Linked DNA regions of Mus musculus: all the other regions are linked to region 4. The links are chromatin loops, found by intact Hi-C in ENCODE. Cell type or tissue: heart. All regions are shown on one strand. Region 1 overlaps Smpdl3a (sphingomyelin phosphodiesterase, acid-like 3A). Region 2 holds the start of Tbc1d32 (TBC1 domain family, member 32). Region 3 has its middle 6.5 kb from the start of Tbc1d32. Region 4 overlaps Hsf2 (heat shock factor 2).

The links. Peaks named below come from ENCODE experiments on the same cell type or tissue, not always from the same donor. Only the 100,000 strongest peaks of a DNase experiment are listed, where the experiment ranks them.
Region 1: it touches region 4 in a loop (2.4-fold over the local background); 3 of 42 quality-filtered maps call a loop at or near these places.
Region 2: a loop joins it to region 4, with 2.9 times the contacts of the local background. A loop is called at or near these places in 2 of 42 quality-filtered maps.
Region 3: it touches region 4 in a loop (5-fold over the local background); 2 of 42 quality-filtered maps call a loop at or near these places.

What each region holds. Positions count from the first base shown.
Region 1 is chr10:57,794,916-57,797,415 of GRCm38, forward strand. All of the region lies in intron 1 of Smpdl3a (sphingomyelin phosphodiesterase, acid-like 3A), which reads left to right. Among named protein-coding and RNA genes, the nearest start is that of Smpdl3a, 1.6 kb to the left of the region's middle. In heart, a CTCF peak has its summit at 1,487 (motif pointing left); no DNase peak of the experiment used is centred here; H3K4me3 peaks cover 1,375 bases; H3K27ac peaks cover 819 bases.
Region 2 is chr10:56,227,229-56,229,728 of GRCm38, forward strand. Tbc1d32 (TBC1 domain family, member 32) reads right to left here and starts at 1,461. Exons shown (of 33, transcript NM_001033385.3): 1 at 1,250-1,461. The coding sequence starts at 1,404. In heart, a CTCF peak has its summit at 1,418; a DNase peak (open chromatin) is centred at 1,583; H3K4me3 peaks cover 1,677 bases; H3K27ac peaks cover 1,545 bases.
Region 3 is chr10:56,233,943-56,236,442 of GRCm38, forward strand. No RefSeq gene overlaps it. Among named protein-coding and RNA genes, the nearest start is that of Tbc1d32, 6.5 kb to the left of the region's middle. In heart, no CTCF peak of the experiment used is centred here; no DNase peak of the experiment used is centred here.
Region 4 is chr10:57,487,585-57,490,084 of GRCm38, forward strand. All of the region lies in intron 1 of Hsf2 (heat shock factor 2), which reads left to right. Among named protein-coding and RNA genes, the nearest start is that of Hsf2, 2.4 kb to the left of the region's middle. In heart, a CTCF peak has its summit at 1,163 (motif pointing right); no DNase peak of the experiment used is centred here; H3K4me3 peaks cover 652 bases; H3K27ac peaks cover 537 bases.

The DNA.
Region 1 (2,500 bases), 310 kb after region 4:
GTCACTGGGTCTGAGTCATGGTGGGGGCGCCCCGTGGGCGCCAGTATGGAGCCGAGCCGCCTGCTGGGCGTTTGTTTACATCCCGGGTCTGGGTGGTTTAGTTCCCAGGGGAGGAAAGTCTGAAGCTGTTGTCTGGTGGGAAATGCCGCTCAGAATTGGCTGTGGGCATTCCCGGAGTCACCTAGTCTGCCCAGAGCAGAGGAGGACCTACAGGGTCCCTACACCTGGATGTAGCTTCAGTCCTATTCTGTTCTGCTCAGTGACGTCGGAGCCTAATTCTGCCTCTTCAGGTCTCCGAGGCGTCTGGTCTCTTTCGTTCTTAACATAAAACCCCTGAGCCCTTCCGCAGCCCTTGGTGCACTTGGGGTCTTGCGTTTGTGGTGTGTTCTGTTTACCGGGAGCCTATTACTCTGTTTCTGCAATCTTGGCCTGCCCTGCCCTGCCCTGCCCCCTCAGTCTCCTTCCACCCAGCAGTAGCAGCTGCCAAACTTGGTGGGAAAAAAAAAAATCGGTAAGTTAAGCCCCACTCCAAAATTACTGGATCCAGACCGGTGGGAATGGATTCCTGGGCACAGTTTAACACTCTTCATCCCTCTCAAATTAGAAAATCCCCGTCCAGACTGAATGTTTAGTAAGACTGTAGGTTGCCTTCTGGGTTTTAAAACTTAAGGTGACGCTCCCCTCCCCCATCTCCCTAGCTCCGTTTAAAAATAATTGCTCTAGTTGGGGGGTTTGTTTTGATTTGCAGAGAGAGCTATCCTTGAGACTTTCACCTGTGCTCAGAACTGAAACTCTCCTGCTGTCTGCCTCCTCTCCATGCCTGCCTCTGATCTGCACAGGACTTCCCTGAATGGGGTCCAGGGAATCCCTTCTCCTTGCTTATGAGTGAAGTACACCTGACTTAGCTGTCAAGCTTTTGCAAGCCACAGCTGTATGTCCGGTTTGTCAACTCTGGCAAATAACACCTGTAACAGAAATAGCCCCCAGAATGTGTACATATGTGGCTGCCTCGTGTTTTTATATTGCTGGAATTGTGCTATTTTAAATTTGTGACTGCTCCGGATTTTGACCTGGAAATGTCTCAGGCTGCACCACAGGTAAATTCGCCTTTGGTTTTAATGAATTAATTGCTGAAAGAAGTCATAAAACTTTGCCCGTGATCATGTGACTCTCCTTCTGATACCTTCCTGTTTTGGTAGCGGGAGGGAGAGAGAATAACCAGACCTGTTGACTCTGGTTTCACATTGCATGGATTATTTTACCTGCTTTCCACTTGACTAGAAGGCCTCTCTCCCCCTGGCCCCTTTGCACTTCCCTCCACAACTTCCACCCAGCCTGGCCTCTGCTTGTTTCCTAACTGTGTTTAAGTTCCCAGTCTTAGTTTTCCCCCTTGCCAAGTCCATGTGACTAGAGGACCACCACCCTGGGTGTTTGGCTTCATTTTTAAAAGATTTAGTAGGCTGTCACCTGCTGGTGTACTTAGCACACAGCAACTGACTTTATAAACAGATCAACCAACGCCCACTTAAACGACTACATACAATTGTCCATATAATTATGGTTCATTGGGTTTGCTGGGACAAATTATTAAGCATTCTTTGACTGAATTTTTTTTTCTGAAAATTTTGAGTATCTCTTTAAATAAATTTGAGCACTTATGTAGACTGTGTAACACACATATCTTGAAAAAATATTTGAAAAGTTTATCTGGGGGATAAGAAAGAAATTTTGGTAAAGGACTTTGGGCATTTTTGGCCAAAAAATTTAGATTTGAGTGTGCTATGGACTGTGTCACAGGCTGGATTGGTGACCTTACAAACTCGCGCACACACACAGGCACAGACACATATATACAGACACACACAGAGACACACACACACAACCACATTTTATGTACAATATCATTGGCGTTAGGATGTAAAACCTCCAGATGTTCTGACTCATTTCAAGCCATCCTTTAGTGAATCTAATTACCCCCTCATTTGTCTATCCAGCAATGTGATGTGGTAGAAATAGCACCTTGGCATCTGGAGAAACAGGTTCTAGCTCAGCTTTTATTGCCTGGTCACATGATCTGGAGGGAATCCTGAAATTTGCCTTTGCCTCAATGCCATGAATTGTAAAATTAAAGAATCTTTGTTAAGGGCCCACTCCATCAGACTCATTCCTGTTCTTGGAGCTCTGTGAACCAGGTACTGCATTATGTCATAGGGATGTGCTCAAAATCCATTGCAAGATTTGGATTATGAAAAATTTAATCCATTCATGATCTCATTTACTTTAATCCTCAATGTACCTTTTGTGTAGATATCATTATCTACTTTGGTACAAGGCAGCTTATTTGACTAAGTATATGAGAGGCATTGTACAGTGATTAAAGGCAACATGTCTCCCGAAGTGTGGCCCCTGAACCAGTGTCAGCCCTTTACTTTATGACAGATGACCTGGGTTTAATCTCTGCGTGTTCCACTTTCCTGTCTGTTTTGCTGGGTGATAATGA
Region 2 (2,500 bases), 1.3 Mb before region 4:
ACAAAACTGACACAAATATGTCTAAATAAAAGAGTATCATCCGATCATTCTTATCAGCATCAATTTTATATGGGAATAAGCAAAAACAACGGAAACCATAAGCATAATCATAAATTTAAAAAATCAAGCTGGGCCATGGTGATACATGCTCCCACCACTTGGGATACTTAAGTTCAATAGTCATTTCCAGGTTATCCTGGGCTTGCCGGGCAACATAGCATGCAGGTCTCAAAAATCCTGACTTATTAAATTAGAAACCCTACAGTGACTCTTTGCACATCTTTTTAAATTCCCTTGAGAATCTGAGCAAATTATAAAGAACACCACCATAAAACGGCAAGTAAAACATAACCTTTTACAGAGAACATTAAAGGACTGAAGGGTCCCTTAATGCCCATTTCTAGAAACTGAACTTCGAGATATCCAAAAGTCAATAAAAAGCAACAGAAACTGCCTCCTATCAGGCATGAGGCTTGGGTTCCATTCCCAGCACCTGAATGACCAAGTCAAAAGCAACATCACAGGAAAAGTATCTGTGAGAGACAAACACTGGATTGTAAAAGGCTACAACTAATCGTGCGTGCGCCTGGAGGAAGACCTTGAAGCTGAGAGGCCTAATTCACTACATGAACAAACTCCAAAGAAACGCGTTGAGCCCTAAGGATCTTTAAGTTTAAGGAGCAGTTTGATTATAAAAAGGTCCTTCAGTTTGCACCGAACACTTCCTCTCTCCATGCTCCTCAAAGCTGGACAACCTGCTCCCTTTCAGTAGGTCTAGGACATTTGTATAGGCGCCCTACCCCTACACAGGCACCCAGACCTGCCTCAGTGTGGGAGGCCCTTCCAGTGTTGAGTGGCTTCTTACAACAGGCAGTGAAAGTAACAGACCAACAAAACCACAAATAAGGACCTGGGGGCGGGGAGGGGTAGGAGGTGGGGGTCACTACTTTTAGATAATGTGAAAGGAATTCCCTTAAATGTTAAGATTGTTCTTTAAAGAACAGAATAATTTACAATTGATGTTCTTAAGCTGCTGTGACAGAAGAGAACACAGAGGCAGATGAGGCTCTACAAAAATCACTTTGGAAAAAGAGGATAAATTCAGCACAGGGACAATTGAGAGAAAAAAAACTGAAGCAACAATCAGCTATTTTAGCAAAAAAATACCAAATAAATCTCTATCCAAATCATTTTCAGCTTTCCTGGACCAATGGTTTGTTTGCTTAAAAACTTATAAACTCGATTTTACTTGTGAAAATTTTCGTCAGTCTCCTCCAGCCGCAAGAGGATCTCCTCTGCGCACTCCAAGGAGGGAGCTCCGGTGATTTTCTCCTTCACGCTCTGGAACAGCTGCCGGAGCATCGCCTGCAGCATCACCTCATCCTCGCTGGAGAAATGGGCCATGCCTTGCAGCAGTCAAATCTCCGCAACCACCGCGGGGTCGCCACCAACAAAGCGCACTGCGCACGCGCGACCCAGCCCAATCGCCGCCGACGCTCAGCGTCGTTCCCTAGGAAACCACAGCGCGAGTCCAAGGGCGGGGCCGCGGTTGAGTGGCGATGTGCTGGAAGACTGGGCTGTAGGTTTAGAGACCACCGAGAACTTGCTGAGGCTAACGTTGGATGATTGACGTTCCTTGGTACCGGCAGAGCTCAAGCCTCCCCCGACCGGAACAACAAACACCTCAGGATCTGCTGGGAGGGCCTAACGGGAAACGCCTCGGCTGCGCCTGACGTCAGCTCGCTGACGCGCCCAGGGGAGGGGTTAATCCCGGAGGAGAGTGGAACTGATCCTGACCTTGATCTGCAGGAAGTAGGAAGGGGACGAAAGAGAAGAGGCCTTTAGTAAAAGCAGGGCAAAGGAAGCCAAACTGAAATATCAACTGGGGATTGGGTGGTATTGAAATGTGGAAAAACCAGGTTCATACAGCAACCGTAACAACTGTTGCCTGCCAATGAGGATAGCACGCTGTAACAGAAAAGAAACTTAACAATTCATTACAGGGTAGTTATGTATTTTACTAAGGAAATGCCACATGACAGACTGGAAGTAGCCCTTGAACACTCATCCCTAGCAAAAAGAGCTATGGATAACTGCCTTCTGGGATCTAAAGAGTCATTGGTCTCTAAGGATGTGGCCATGCTCCAGAGGATGGCCCAACATCCAAAAGGATATAGGCAGCAAAAGTCAGTTCTGTGTTTTGTTTAGGGAGTTTGGATTGGTAGTTAAGAGCACTGGCTGCTTTTTCTGAGGACCCAGGTTCAATTTCCAGCACCAACATGGTGACTCACAACCTTCTGTAAGTCCAGTTCCATGAGATCTGATGCCCTCTTCTGACCTCTGTGGCACTACTCATCTGTGGTTCACAGACATACGGGCATGCAAACACTATACACATAAAATAATTTTTAAGATCAACGTTTTAAAAAGAAGGGAGTGTGGAAGTGGAAGAGTACATGTGAGTATGATCTAATACATTGTACAAATATGAAATTCAAAA
Region 3 (2,500 bases), 1.3 Mb before region 4:
GGATTGGCCACTGCCCCCCAGGAGCAGGATTGAAGAGGAGAAGGTTGGAAAACAACAGGATGGCCAGGGCAATCTGGTTCTGCTGACTGCCTGTGCCTGAGATGCTGAAGGGAGCGCACTCAACTTTGCTGGAGAACATGCTCTGCCTAGCTGACCCGTGATCACATGGCTGTAGTCAAATTCTCAGGATTTACAGAACTTCCTAAATTTCCTAGTGTGCTGGAACAAAGAGTCTTGTGAGGGCAACTGTTGTGTGGAATGTTAGTTCCTATCCCTTTGGAATGAATTGTTAGATTTATGGACGCATCCGTTTGAATACGAATTTCTAATAGACACCGCTGTGACCTGAATCATCACAATACATGGCTGTATAGCCACAGAATAATCTTGGAATTGGTATGAACCTGTGTTTGCACAGTCCAAATAATTAACCTTTCTTTCCCCTTACCTCTGGTACGTGGGCTAGAGGGAAAGTTGAAGCGTTCAAGAACTCTAAGTAAGTCTTGAAATTTCTAAGCCTACAGTATGATGTTTTCTAATTCCATCCATTTGCCTGAAAAATTCTTGATATCCTTATTTTCAATAGCTGAGCAGTATTTCACTGTGTAAGTGAACCATATTTTCTTTATCCACTTGTTCATCGAGGGATATCTGTATTGTTTCCAGATTCTGGATATCATGAATGAAGTTGCTCCGAATGTAGTTGAGCAAGGTGCCTTGTAGTTTGGTGGAACATCTTTTGGGTATATGCCTGTGGTATAGCTGGGTCTTGAGGTAGAACTATACCCAATTATCTGAGAAGCTGCCAAATTGATTTCTATAGTGGTTGTTCAATTTGACACTCCCACCAGCAATGGAGGTGTGTTCTCCCTGATTCACATCCTTGCCAGCATGTGCTGTGGCTTGAGTTTTTTATTTTGACCGTTCTGCTGGGTTTAAAGTAGAATCTCAGTCGCTTTGATTTGCATTTTCCTGAAGGCTAAGAATGTTGGACCTTTTAAAGGTCTTTCTTGGCCATTAGAGATTCCTCTGTTGAGAAATTCTCTGCTTAGCTCTTTAACCCATTTTTAAATTGGCTTATTTGGGTTGTCGGTGTCTACCTTTTTGAGTTCATTATATATTTTGGATATCACTCCCCCCATGAGATATAGGGTTGATGAAGATCTTTTCCCCTTCTGTAGGCTACCAATTTTTTCCTATTGACAATGACCTTTGCCTTGCAGAAGCTTTTCAGTTTCATGAGGCCCCATTTATTAGTTACTGATCTTAGTGCCTGAGCTATTTGGTGTTCTGTTCAGGAAGTTGTCTCCTGTACCAGTGTGTTCAAGGCTACTTTATACTTCCTTTTGTATTACATTTAGTGTATCTGGTTTTATGTTGAGGTCTTTGATCCATGTGGACTTGAGTTTTTTGCAGGATAATAAATCGGATCTATTTACATTCTTCTAGATGCAGACATCCAGTTAGACAACTACCATTTCTTAAAGATGCTTTCTTTTTTCCATTGTATGTTTTTTGTCTTCTTAGTAAAAAAATCAATGTTCATAGGTATATGGGTTTATTTCAGGATCTTGTATTTGATTCAATTCATCAACCTCTCTGTTTCTATACCAATATCATGCATTTGTGATTATTGTTTTGTTTGTTTGTTTGTTTTACTATTCTGTGGTACAGCTTGAAATCAGGGATGGTCATTTTATTGTACAGGATTGTTTTAGGTATACAGTTTTGTTTTGTTTTGTTTTTTTCCATGTGAAGTTGAAAATTGTTGTTCCAAGGTCTGTTAAGAATTATGTTGTAGTTTTAATGGAAGTGCATTGAATCTTATGATAAGATGGCCATTTTTATTATGTTAATCTTACTTATCCATGACCATGAGAAATCATTCCATCTTTTGATATCTTAGTTACATTCCTTTTTCAGAGAGTTGAAGTTCTTGTTTTACAGGTCTTTCAATTGCTTGGTTAGAGTTACACCAAGATATTTTATAATATTTGTGGATAGTGAGAAGGTAGTTGTTTCCCTAATTTCTTTGTCAGTCTGTTTATTGTTCATATAACTGAGGGCCACTGATTTTTTTTTTGAGCAGATTTTGTATCCAACCATTTTGCTGATGATGTTTATCTGATGTAGGAGGTCTCTGGTAGAGTTTTGGGGGTCACTTGTGCATGCTATCATATCATCTGTGAATATCCATACTTTGACTTTTTCTTTTCCAAATTGTATCCCCTTCTTGTTGTTTTATGGCTTTTGCTAGAACTTCAAGTACTATATTGAAGAGATATGGGGAGATGGACAGCCTTGTCTTGTCCATGATTTTAGTGGAGCTGCTTTAAGTTTCTCTCCATCTAATTTGATGTGGCTATTGGCCTGCTGTATGTTGCTTTTCTTGTGTTTAGTTATGCACTTTGTATTCCTGATCTCTCCAAGGCTTTTAACATGAAGGGGAGTTGGATTTTTTTAAAGTTTTTTTTCAGTATCCAAGGAGACTATTATGAAA
Region 4 (2,500 bases):
CAGTTTTTGAGATGAGTAAGTGGGAAATACCTAGCTATATGTCAAATAAATGTTATCTCCTCCGTTTCATTTGTGCCCTTTTCTGTTGTTAAAACTAGTTTTCACCCTTGCCTGCTTTTAGGAGGTAACAGCAATAGAATATACCTGATATTTGGACAACTATGTCACTGAATTTTTGCTGAGTATTAGTGCCAAGTTTTAAAAATTTCTTTCTAGGATTTAATTTTCGTGTGTATTGTCACATAGGTGCCCCACCCCCAACCCCTGCTGGTTGTGTAGACTAAGCAATTGATTAATTTGATACATTGGTACAAAGAAGTGAAAATAAAGAAAGGCAGCTAACCAGCATGAACTTAAAATAAACAGACGGCTCATGCTTTTCATCAGGCAGAAGGATTAAAGGTTGACGAGACCGGATCAGTGCAGACCGCTCCTCAGCTGTCTTTTAACATTAGAAACTGGACTGAAATAATTTCTTTCCCCCAACCAAGCTGAGGTCATTGAACGTGAATTTGCAAAAGGCCATTTATTTGTATTGTCTATAAGTTCTACACAAATGTATTGGCAATTGGTTCTAATTAAACAGTATTGTATAAGTGACCTGATAACTTCAATTAGCCAAAACATTTTAATAACTTTCTTGCCTTTTTTGATCGGTAAGGACTGTGGAGAATTTAAACTAGTGCATACGTGTGAATTCTTAATTGTAAATGAAACAAGCTACTTAATGGCTTTTAATTACCGTATTAAGTCTCAGTTTATATTTTTAATTGCCCATTTCTAATACACCAATAGGACAGTCAACGTGTAATTAAACTCAGTGGGGTATTGGTTCTAGAGATACAGTTGGTGCTTTAATGTTTGTGTCACTGAAACTATTACATTTACAATGTAATGGGTTTGATTGGAATGGAGAAACAGGTGTTCTGAGATAGATATGAATGTGGCCCAAAACTTTTGTAAATGACAGAGTAATGTATTGTCAAAGGTTGGACACCCCAGATGGGATACTATTTGGAATGCCAGTACTGAAAGGTACAACTTTAAGCTAATGTTGATGGAAAGCCAAAATAAGTCTTTTTTGTTGTTGTTATCTTTTTTAAAAGATTTCATTTTTAACCATGGCCTTGTCTGTGTGTGCATATTGCATATTTGAATGAAGGCAGAAGAGGGAGCCAGACTTCCAAGTCTTGGACTTTGGACTGTTTTGAGCCTACCCACATGAGTGGTAGGAACCAAACTGGGGAACTCTCTGAGCAGTAAACTCTCTCTTAACTGCTAAGCCTTCCCTACATACAGCCTTGCTGTGCTCTTCTAAAAGTTTGTTTGTGTGCCTAGCTTCCTTTACATTTGTATTGAGTTGTAGAGGTGATTTTAGGATTTACAATTGGCTCAGTGGCTATTACTTTAAGGCCTTTTAAAAGCAGAAGCTCTTGAGGACTAAGCAAACTTTTATGCATCCCCTATCCTCTACAGTGATAGACAATCATATACTCCTTTAGTTTGAGGATAAAGATTTCTTTTGAAAGAAACCTTTTCACCTGTATTCTGGAAAGCTTGACTTAATGGTCCTACAGCTCTGTATAAGTTCACTTTTCCTAGAAATTTATTATGTGACAAAATTGAACACAGAATATTCTCAATTATCCTTAAATGCAAAAATATGATAGTCTGAGCTATGAAAATTATACCGAATAAGTTATCAAGTCAGAATAGTAGGTATTGTACCCAGACTATTTTTTTTTAATGTATTTATTTCAGTCTTCCCCAAAAAGTTTCTTTTATGGTGTTTTTAACATTTTCTGTTTCTTTTCTAAACAGAATCTAGGACAGAGATAATACTTTTAGACCCCCTGAGGATGTTTTAATGTAACACTGTCCCAAAGAGAGCACGTGTTTAGGGTGAAAACAAGTTGAGAAACTTGATACAGAAAAGGGCTTATGAAAGTTAGAAATTCTAATTGACAAAAAGAGCTTTTATTTTTATTAACGTTTTCTAAGTGGAGCTCTCTGAAAGAAAGTAATGAAATCTTGGGTGGTAATACGTACACAAAAAGAAAATAAAGCAGGGTAAACAGAGTATTCACAATGAAGATGCAGCCACATCATAGAAGTCATATATTTTCAGCAGTAGAAGTTTAATAGAATTACCCACTACATTAAGCATATGGAAATAGCCAACTCAGAAGACTACAAGACAGCCACTGTTGAGAGAGATAAGATCCCTTCTCACATGACTAAGATGCAAACCTTTAGGGAAAGTATGTTTATGTGTTACCGAGTGACAAAAAAAAGTCACTTATGCGATGCTATTGGAACAGAACTGAAAATCTGCAAAACAGAGAGGCTGTTTCCTTAGTCGGTTTCCATTGCTGTGATGAACAAAGGCAGCTTAGGGAGAGGATTTGTTTGGCTTCTGTATCCCTGGTGCTGGCCATTCATTGTGGGACTTGCACAGGAACACAGGTAGGCACCTGGAGGTAGGAACTGAGGCTGAAGC